Regions from separate parts of the Homo sapiens genome. Here region 1 is linked to region 2. A link is a loop called in an ENCODE intact Hi-C map of the cell type or tissue named here. Cell type or tissue: A673. All regions are shown on one strand. Links, peaks and the distances in the headings refer to the core of each region. The heading gives the core; the rest is flanking DNA.

Evidence for each region. A loop is a pair of places that touch in the nucleus more often than their neighbours do. Peaks named below come from ENCODE experiments on the same cell type or tissue, not always from the same donor. Only the 100,000 strongest peaks of a DNase experiment are listed, where the experiment ranks them.
Region 1: it touches region 2 in a loop (20-fold over the local background); 1 of 110 quality-filtered maps calls a loop at or near these places.

Annotation. Positions count from the first base shown.
Region 1 is chrX:34,713,355-34,718,748 of GRCh38, reverse strand. No RefSeq gene overlaps it. Among named protein-coding and RNA genes, the nearest start is that of TMEM47, 59 kb to the right of the region's middle. In A673, for the core only: no CTCF peak of the experiment used is centred there; a DNase peak (open chromatin) is centred at 2,908; H3K27ac peaks cover 2,118 bases.
Region 2 is chrX:34,582,800-34,588,193 of GRCh38, reverse strand. No RefSeq gene overlaps it. Among named protein-coding and RNA genes, the nearest start is that of TMEM47, 72 kb to the left of the region's middle. In A673, for the core only: no CTCF peak of the experiment used is centred there; DNase peaks (open chromatin) are centred at 2,443 and 2,983; H3K4me3 peaks cover 972 bases; H3K27ac peaks cover 3,115 bases.

The sequences.
Region 1 (5,394 bases), core at 250-5,249, 130 kb before region 2:
GAATTCTAAAGGCAAGATCTGTGGCTGGTGCTACCCCTTATTGATGGTGGAGTAGAGAGGGCTGCCCTGGGATCCAGCTCCTTTTCCAGCAAAGGTAGGGCACAGGTGAAGGTTTTCTGGGGACCAAATACGACCTTGAGAAAGCGGTACAGTCTGGAGTTTTCTGAGGATTCACTCCAGCACAGATGACTGACTGAGGAAACACAGGAATACCAACTGAAAAATAAACAGCTAAAGACCCAGGGGGCAAGGATGAAGGTGTATATAGACAGCTAGACACAAGGCATTCCCCTCACCAAAGGGTTGAAATGGGAGATCCTCAATAGGAAAATTGCTAAGTACTCCATTAATGTATGCCATGGTGATAGAAAGGCATCATGGAAAAATACTATCACCAGTGTTTTCTAACACCAGGTTCCAACTAAGCCAGTCATTTACCCAGTCATATAGTGATTAGCAAACAACTAAGACAGAAATCCAGTTCACATCCTTTTCCTACTGTAGGCTTCCAGTACTCAAGCAGATCTGAGTTTGGGAGGAGAAAAGTTTAACACTGAATAATGTTGGCATCTGAAATAACACTGAGTTGGAGTAGTCATTATGAAATGAAATCGAATTTGTTAATGCTTGGAAGATATTAAAATATTTTTATTGGTTAAGAGAGACTGGAAAAACTAGGGAGCATGTCCAGAATTTTAGCCAGGAACAGGGAACAATTGTTACACAGTAAGAATTAAAAGATGATTAAAAAGAATAAGGAAGAATTTCATACAATACAGGTGATTGAGTTAGTGTTTACAAAAACAAAACACTCAGGCAACCTCAATCTTGATTTCTCCTATGATATTCAGTCTTGCATAGATACAGTTTATAGGCAAGCAATAAACACCAAGATTTTTGAAGTATGCATGAAAATTGCTGCAATGCTTTTCAATGGACAGTGATAACAGCAAGCCTGTGCCTTAATCTGCCTGTGCTCTGAAGACTGGTTCATTGAACTGTTCTGAGAGCTATCAGTGCAGATATAGTCTTGCAACAGCTGTTATAGCAGCATCTGTGACCAAGATAAAGGCTATTGAAGTTTCTGTGCCACAAGTAAATTTCAGTGAAAGTTAATAGAGTGAGAGCATTCCTCAAACTGCAACAGAATCAGCTATTTCTCCACCAACAAAGTCTTTGTTCTTTAGCCTAGAGTCTTTTCTTTAACACATCTGGTAAACCAAGCTAGTCTTTCAGGAAATGGAGAAACAAAATTACCTAATCCTGTAGTAGAAGTCAAGAGGACATCCTCACCTCATAAAGAGGAATACCTCCTCACCATCGCGCCACACCCCCGCCAAAAAAAAAAAAAAAAAAAAAAAAACCCAGAAGAGATAAAACAAGTGAAGATGCTAACAGTCTTGCTTTGAGTGGGAATAATAAAACAAAAATAAAGAAACAACTTGATATAAAGAAAAATACCACTGAACCAGGAACCTAAGAGCTTTTCTGTTGGGCTCTCAGAAAACATCTTGTACAGATCTTTTCAATACTCCTCCTCTCCCAGCAAATCCTATGCCTGTTATTAAGGATTCAATAAAACTGAGATTTAACTAGCCAAAGCAATCTCAGGGATCCATAGCTATATAGGCCAACTCAGCCTGTTCTTTTACTAAATCTGTTTGCTGACAAATGCTTTAAAAAAAGAATGGAATGTACCAAATTAAACTAAAAATAAACATAGGTTTATTTGGTGTCCTCCCTCACTGGGTTCAATCAGCACGTGGTCAAAAGTTCTAATTAGTACATGGAGCCAGAATTGCTATTATTAATTTGTTAACAACAGTATAAGTGATGTTAGATATTGACAAACTTAGTTACTCTTTCTTAATTTGGACAAAGAAAGTTGACAGCTCTTCTTTTTTCCAACTAACATGTATAAATCCTCCATTGTGTTTTTATCCATCACATGCGGATTTTTTCATGTGACATTGCAATTATTTAAACTCTTGCCCTTTCTTAATTCATTTTTCAAAGTTGGAAGATGACCTTTGCATCATTAGGAGATGCATTAATAGGCTTTATTTTCACCATTATTGTATGCTATCTGGTATACAATATTTTTTCTTCCCACATTTTTGTTCTCTGCAGTCACTTTACCTGCCCTCTCTTAACCTAAGAACTACGGTTATACAAAACTGCATGTTTTGTGTAGCTATGGAGTCAGACTGTAATCGCCAGACACAGACTTAGTCATTTTGTTTACACAATGTGGGAAAATTCAGTTTATTAAATATTTCATATAACTATATCCAATCTTTGCCAAACTGGAAACTTGGACATTTTCCGCTTAGTAATTTTTGGCTCTAAAAATGTATTTTTTATTTTTTAATTGTGTAGTGATTTTGTAATTCTAGTACTCATAACATGAAGATCAGACTGTTGTTTTCACATGATGTATGTAGTATCTCATCACTGGAGTTTATTTTGTTTTATATTTAAACACATTTTATTTTACAAGAGCTATCTTACAAACAGATGATGTATTTCCTTACTTAAAAAAAAAAAAAACAGTTGTTTTAAAACAACTGGCCAGCAGTTGTGGTTCACATCTATAATCTCAGCACTTTGGGAGGATGAGGAGGGAGGATTGCTTGAGTCCAGGAGTTCGAGACCAGCCTGGGCAACATAGTGAGACCTCATATCTACAAGAAAAATCAAAAAATTAGCCAGGCATGGAGGTGTGTGCCTGTGGTCGCTGCTATTCAGGCGGCTGAGTTGGGAGGATCACTTGAGCCCAGGAATTCAAGGCTGCAGTGAGCCATGGTCATGCCACTGAACTGCAGCCTGGGTGACTAAACAAGACCTTGTCTCAAAAAATAAAAATAAAAACAAATGAAACAACAAACTTGAAAGGAAGAAAGGAGGGAAGGAAGGAAGGAAAGAAGGAAGGAAGGAAGGAAGGAAGGAAGGAAGGAAGGAAGGAAGGAAGGAAGGGAGGGGGAGAGGGAGGGACAGAAGGCAAAACCCATCAGCCTTAAGGGGAACAAATCAGGAATGAAATAATAAAAATGTTTACCATTAAAAGAGTTGGGGTTGTGAACATATTTAACCATGCTCAATACTTCTAATTTTTCTGATGCATGTATATAACATTTGTAATTTTAAGAATGTAAAAATAAAAGCTTGGAGCTGTTAACTTGGAACAAGCATTAGAGAGTTAGGGGTTTTTTGTCTTTTTTTTTTTTTTTTGAGACAGGGTCTCTCTCTGTCACCCAAGTTGGAGTATGGTGGCATGATCTACAGATAGAGATAGAGATAGAGATAGAGATAGAGATAGAGATAGAGATAGAGATAGAGATATCCATATCTATATCTATGTGTGTATAATAGTTATATATATGGTGTGTGTATTTCAAGAGCATTTTATTGCCTATTTTATTGTAGCTAGTATTTTTTTTTTCAGTTGCAGCTGCAAAAAGTTATAGCAGGTATAGAACTTAGCCTTCCTGGAACCTGGAAAATTGTAAAGCAATAAAAAGTAAAAATGCCTTTTTATAAATGGTTTCATGTAGTTTTAATGATAGTATGAAATATTTTATGGGAGAGATGCCACAGTGTTAGCTAAATTATCAAATAATTCTTAGACAGTATTACCAATATCAATGTCTGGAGCTTATTTCTAAGAAGTTATACTTGTAGCCATGGATCAACTTTATGATACCCTTAAGTTTAACAACCCTAAACTCTTTGTTAGAGACAGGGATTGGGGCCTTTAAAAATATATATCTATATATTTAAATATAATAATTATGGGACATGTACTCTGCTCCTCGAGATCCCAAAACTCACCAAAACCAAAGAGGAATACAGAATATTGTTAAGCACAATTCTACTAAAAAATACATCAGCAAAATATGTAAAAGTAAATTCAAATTGCATGTTAGATATGTCTATCCTTCAAATCCATTGATCATCTAGCTACAGGAGATTGACCCCCAAATCCACTGCCCGAAACACTCTGACCCATTTTCTCCTTCAACTTATCAATTGAACCATAGTCTGCCAATGACACTCTTTTCTTTCTCTATTACAAAGAACAATCCAGGGCTCCTTAATATCTACTTGTACAACCACTTATAATCACCTGTTTAAAAATATCAAAACAAAAACCCTGTGGACAGGATATTCTGGGAAGGAGATATATTTATATTTACTTTTTGCAGATCCATTGACTGAATTTTTTCAGTCCATTTATTTTGAGGAATTTGGGCACTATACTACACTCTAAAGATACTGTATTGACTGAAACAGATAAAGCCCATGCAATTACACAGTTTACTGTTAAGGGGAAAGAGACTATCAAATTATCACATCAATAAGCACAGCTAGGAGGGATGATAAGTGCTACATAAAGGGAAACTAAGTTTGTTTTGTAGAATTGTACGAGGGATCTTAATTTCAATTGAAAATTCAAGGAAGGTCTTTCTGAGAAGTAATCATGTATAGCGTGTCCTTAAGGATGAGAATAAGTCAGGCATGAAAAGAGCAAACAAGAAGATGCACAAAAGCCCTGAGGTAAGAAAGTTATTTGGGGGTTTGAGGGAATGAAAAAAGGTCAAGAGTGAGTAGCATGGTGGCGGGGGGGCGGTAGGGGGAGGGGATGAAACGTGAAGAATTTGTGGAGGAAGGCAGAAGTCAGCTCCCAAAAGGGCTTTATAAAAAGATTTAGTATTTGAGATGTTATTTTAGGTATAATGGGAAGTGCATGAAAAATTTGGGGGAGAAGGCATGATCTAGTTGGCATTTTAAGAAAATCATTCTGCAGTTTATTAAGCATGAATCCACCAATAGCAATTGATGGCACCTATTTTCGTAAATGTAGAAGAGCTTATGAAATTGGGGACATATTACACAAATCAGGTGTAAGATAAAAGACTCCTTTTTAGAAAGAGTTAAGTGTCAGGAAACATATTCAATTTGTCCAATGGGAAGGAAATTGCCTATTAGAAGCATAAGAATTCTAGAATACATTTTCTAGTAGACACTACCTACATAAACTTTCTCATGTAGATAAAGATTGCAAATGCTTGAAATGCCTTCTCCCATGTAATCATCAAATGAAATATCCTGTTTTAAATATTCCCATATAGCAAAGGAATGTAAGGTCACACAGATAGAATTTCATGGGACAAAAGTTATTCTAAGTTAAGTAAAAAATTGCAGGTCTAATTTATATTGGCTTTGCAGTCACACACTTCTTTATAGCTGGCTGTGTGACTGTCACAGTGAAGAAGAGACCTCCCTATATTTGAAACTATATCACTTGAAGCACTTATTAATATGTATCATACCCCATTAATTATATAAATCTTATGTTCAGGTGTCACTACAATGGCCGAGTGACAATACACA
Region 2 (5,394 bases), core at 277-5,276:
TCACATATAGCAAAATCAGTGTTAAGAGGAAAATGTATTGTGCTAACTACTAATCTCAAAAAGCTAAAAATATCTGAAATTAACTAACATCACACCTAGAGGAACTAAAAAAACAAAAACCAAGAACAAACTAACCCTAAAGCTAGTAGAAGCAAAGCAATAACCAAGAGCAGAACTGAATGAAATTGAGACCCAAAAATCCATATAAAGAATCGACAAAACCAAGTTGGTCCTTTGAAAGGATAAACGAGATCCATAGACTGCTAGCTAGATTAACAAAGAAAAAAAGAAAGATCCAAATGAGCACAATCAGAAAAGAAAAAGGTAATGTTACATCTGATCCCACAGAAATACAAAAGATTCTCACAGACTTTGGACCCAAAGTAGACAATTTAGAGAAAACTAATTAAATATTTAATCCATTTTAATATGTGTACATTGTGAAACAGCTAAATCAAGCTAATTAACGTATCTATTAACTCACATACTTAACATTTTTTATGGTGAGAACACTTAAAATCTACTCTCTTGGCTATTTTCAAGTATACAATACGTTGTTATTAACCACAGTCACCATGTTGTATAATGGATCTCTTGAAGTTATCTCTCATATCTAAGTGAAATTTTATATCCTTTGACTAACATCATCCCAATGCCTCTCTTCCCTAATTGCTGCCAGTTCCTGGTGACCACCATTCTTTGCTTCCATGAGTTTGACTTTTTAGATTCCCCATGTAAGTGACATGCATTGTTTATCTTTCTGTGCCTAGTTATTTTACTTAACATAATGTCCCCCAGGTTCATCGAAGTTGTTACAAATGACAGCATTTCCTCCTTTTTAAACTAAGTATGTTTTTTGCACTTTTATACTTTCCTGTATTTAATACAGTTTATCTAATGAGACAAGCTAAATTTTAAAAATTAATGTACGTTTGTATTTAAAATAAATTTATGTTTGTGTTTGTTACATAGTTCATTCTGTAGATGGTGATAATCTGTGACGTTTCGGATTCTTCTCAGTGAGGTGTGCTGTAATGGAAAAAATGTGACTCAACTAAAAGATTTGCTTTCTTTTCCTGATTATTCTGCTAACTGCCTATATTTAGTGAGTCATTTGACCTCTTTGAGGTGAGTTTCTTTATCTGTAAAATGAAGAGTGTTGATCTACCTTACCTCAAAATTTCCATGTTTCCTTTGATACCAAAATAAACATTATGTGTGACTCTTCTTAATTGGATATCTTAATAATATTGCTAATACATTTTCAAATTTAAAACCCTCTGTACGTTGCATGTATTACATGTTTTTCCTAAAGCCCATAACACAAATACCTGAAGCCTAATAGACAGTCTTTCAAATCCTTGACAAAAAGTGTAACTTGTAATCACATTTAGATTTTGCTGTATTAAAAGTTCTCCTGAATTTGCTTATTGAAGGAAAAAGCCTTTTTTAGTAATTTATCTGAATGTTGAAAATATTGCAAGCTTGCGTTAAAGACAATAGTAACTTTCACATGCATATTCACATTAACAACCTCTTTTTTCCCAGTGAAAGCATCATTGGCTATAAAAGTTACATATCTGCTTTTTCTTTACTGAGTGAAATTGGCTTTTGACTCCTCTGATTACATGATAACTAAATCGGACATCTGGTTCTAAGTGATATGTTTTCTTTGCTTTTTCATTTGTTTATTGTTGTTTGCATTACTGAAAAATGCATTAAAACTGAATGCTGATGAAAAAAGCAGAATTCTGTCAGACGGAGAGAACAAGCTTTCTCACTGTAGATACCATTTTAACTTTGAATCTTTCAAGTGTAGGTTTTTCTATTTGTCTATAGTTCTTTCCCCAAGACATGTTTTTCTTCTTCAAGTCAGATAACACTTTTCAGGAGATAGGAAATGATGAGGGGATGCGTACTTTTTCTTCTCTTCATCACTTACCTTAGGTGGCTACAGTAATGCCACAAAATAATAGGGGTAAGTTCTAAATTGAATCTAGCAGCATTTTATGTTATATTAAGCAGGATTTTAGTTGGACCTTTGGTGATTTCATAGAGAACTAAGTGAGTTTAGAGAGTTCTAGATATTGGTTGTATAAAAGTCTCTCTCTGTATATATAAAATAAGCCTTTTAGCCAGAATTCTGAAATGCAAATAAAATGTAGACTTTAAAATACACACACACACACACACACACACACGCACACACACACAACCCAATTATTTAAGGAACCAGGAAAGATATAGTTCTGTATTTTATTATGTTATATTTTCACAATACTCATATATAAGACTCTGGAATCTCATTTAAATAACAGGAAGTGAATAAGCCTGACATCTAGTAACAATACATTTTGGGAAATGTACACCCAACTGTGATCTTTGCCTTCAACAATTTACAAATGACTTTAATAAGCCTGAGAGTGCTGTTCTCTAATGGCAGTGTGTAAAGATATTGTTCGGAGTAAGAAAACGGAAGCAGCTGGTACTATTGTGCGTGATTCAGATCACAAAAAAAAAAAGCGTATATCCTGTTTCCACCGTGTCCAGAAAATCTCTCTTAAACCTCAAAAAATTAGGAATCAAATTATTTTGAAGGCTTTTGTGTATCCTGTATTGTAATGAAATATAATACTTAGGACTCTGAAATTTATTTCACTTCTGGAGAGTCCTGCAATTTGAGAAAATAGTGAGAAAGCGCTATTGAGAAAAACAAAACAACATAGCAATGATTTAAGCTATAAATAGTCATGGTTTTCTTACCTTTTAGTGAAACACAGATGTCACATTTGGAGCAAGACTTCTGTGGTAATGTGTTTGAAAATAAACACCAACAGTTTTCATTGAATCTAATTTACCTGCTATTGATTAGTAATGCTTAGCATTTTGAGAGCTTGGAAGAAAACGTGGGAGGAGGCAATCATCCCATCACTGTTACTTCACAGACAGCAAGGAAAATTACTTGAATTAAAGTCTATGCCCAAGTTCACATTCTCAAGCCTCCTAATAGATTTCTTACTGATGCCCTTCAATTCAGCTAAGGGAGCAAAATGATGTTTGTTAAGCATTGACTCTTAAAAGCCAGAAAATCCAAAGGAGATGCTGACAGCTGGTGATTTACTGAAGGAAGGTGAAGAAAGAAAAAAAATGGGTTGATATTTTAGCTTAGGTTCCTGACAGAGTCCAATATGTAGCTGCAGCTTGACTGTCTATACTCTGAATTAAAACAGGATAAAGCTGCTGGCTAATTATTCATAGGTCAGAAACTTGGCAGAGAGGTTAAAGAAACAAAAGTAGGTAGTGGGAACAAAGACTCTTTGAGGAAGATCTCATAAAATGGAGTTACTCTATCCTAACCGCACATTTAGAATAACCTGGAGCATTGTTAATAATGCATAGACCTCAATACAGACAAACAAAATTCATATAACCAAGGACGGTCATGGGCAGCCATGGTTGAGAACCACTGATTTAAATGACCATCACTATTTTTCTAGCATGTACCTATAATGGGGAAATTTTAGATTGAAAATATTTAATTAGTTTAAAAATATTTTTGTTTACCAAAGAGGAATTGTGCAGTTTGAGGGTATTTATTTAATAAACCATAATATGAGAAAACATATTTTAAATAACATAATCTTGGCTCACACATGATAGAAACTCAACGAAAGTTAGTCTCTGTTTTTTTTAGTACATCCGTGTATTTGTATACTCATGTAGGCACAAACACACATACATATATGGTAGTTACATGACATTAAATAAGTGTGATTTTTTTTCATAGAAATGGAGAATTAACCTCACACAGAATTAACCTCACTTATTATCATTATTTGAATGGCAACAAATTGTTTTCCCACAACAACAAAAAAATTTTGTTTGAGTTTTAGCATTACTTTCTAAGGTGTTATTACTTGTGTCTATAAAAGGAGTAAGACATCTGTACCACTAAAAATGATTTGGTTGCAAGTAACAGAAAATTTTAACAAAGATAACACTTATTGGCTCAATTTTCTGAAAATTCCAAATATGTTTGTGTTGCAGGTTGGTTTACACGTAGATGGCTTCAAGTTAGAATTGGTTCAGCAAAGTAAAAGTGTCACCAAAACTAACTTTTTATTTTGATAGAGTAACTGTTTTTTGCCTTCATAGAGTTGACCTATTCCTGAGGCTTGTTCCCCTAACTCTTTTAAGATGGCTGCTAACACAACCTGTGACACAGGCTGCCTAGTTTTCCTTCAGTGAGCAAGTGAGAGCATCTCTTCTTCCAACCATAAAACAGTGCTAAGCAACATTTTAATTAATTTATTTATTTTGAGACGGAGTCTCACTCTGTCACCCAGACTGGAGTGCAGTGGCACCATCTCGACTCACTGCAACCTTGGCCTCCTGGGTTCAAGCGATTCTCCTGCCTCAGCTTCCCGAGTAGCTGGGACTACAGGTGTGTGCCACCACGCCCGGCTAACTTTTTGTATTTTTGGTAGAGACGGGGTTTCACCGTGTTGGCCAGGATGGTCTCGATCTCCTGACCTCGTGATCTGCCCTCCTCGGCCTCCCAAAGTGCTAGGATCACAGGCGTGAGCCACCGTGCCCAGGCCAACTAATTCACATCACATGCTCATTCTTAACCACACATTGGCCTAAGGGGAATGGAATTATGTTGACTGGTTTGGGTAGATCCAAATCTGGAGCAAAGAGGTAGGATAACATGGTTGCCTTGTATACGTGTGTGTGTATGTGTGATGTGCTTGTGTGTGTGTGTGTGTGTGTGTGTGTGTGTGTGTGTGTGTGTATGATGGTAAGTGGGTAGATTCCAGGGAAAGCAACCATCAATGTCTACTACCTGATCAAAATAACATGTTTTAAACAACTAGATCAACTAAGAGTTAATAAATTAGAATTAATGAACATGTCTGAATATTTTTATTATCCACCATAGAAAATTATGTATGGTTAAATTATAAGTTGAGGTTCAGATGCAACAAACATTTTCCCTTTTGGATTCATGGAGGGCATAAAGTATCCTGCACGACACTATTTTATATATATTTATAAATTCATATCATCTATTATTTTGAATAATTTGAAAACAGTTTTGCCACTGTAACACTCCTTGTTATATTCAAATATTTCACTGGAGATAATACATATAGTTCAGAGGGTCTTAAGTGTTCTCACAGCAAAATAACCTCAGTGTTTCAGTAAAATTTTATGTGGGGCCCCCAGACCAAAATTCATATGTTATAGTTTTGTTTATTGAGTTATGCCCTGACAACTTAATAGGCATTTTTCACTGATAATTTAGTAGTCACTTGGGGAAAAAATGTAATACACATAGATTAAAAGAAAAATAGAACTTTTATTTCATTTTTAACTAGCCACAAGATGCAT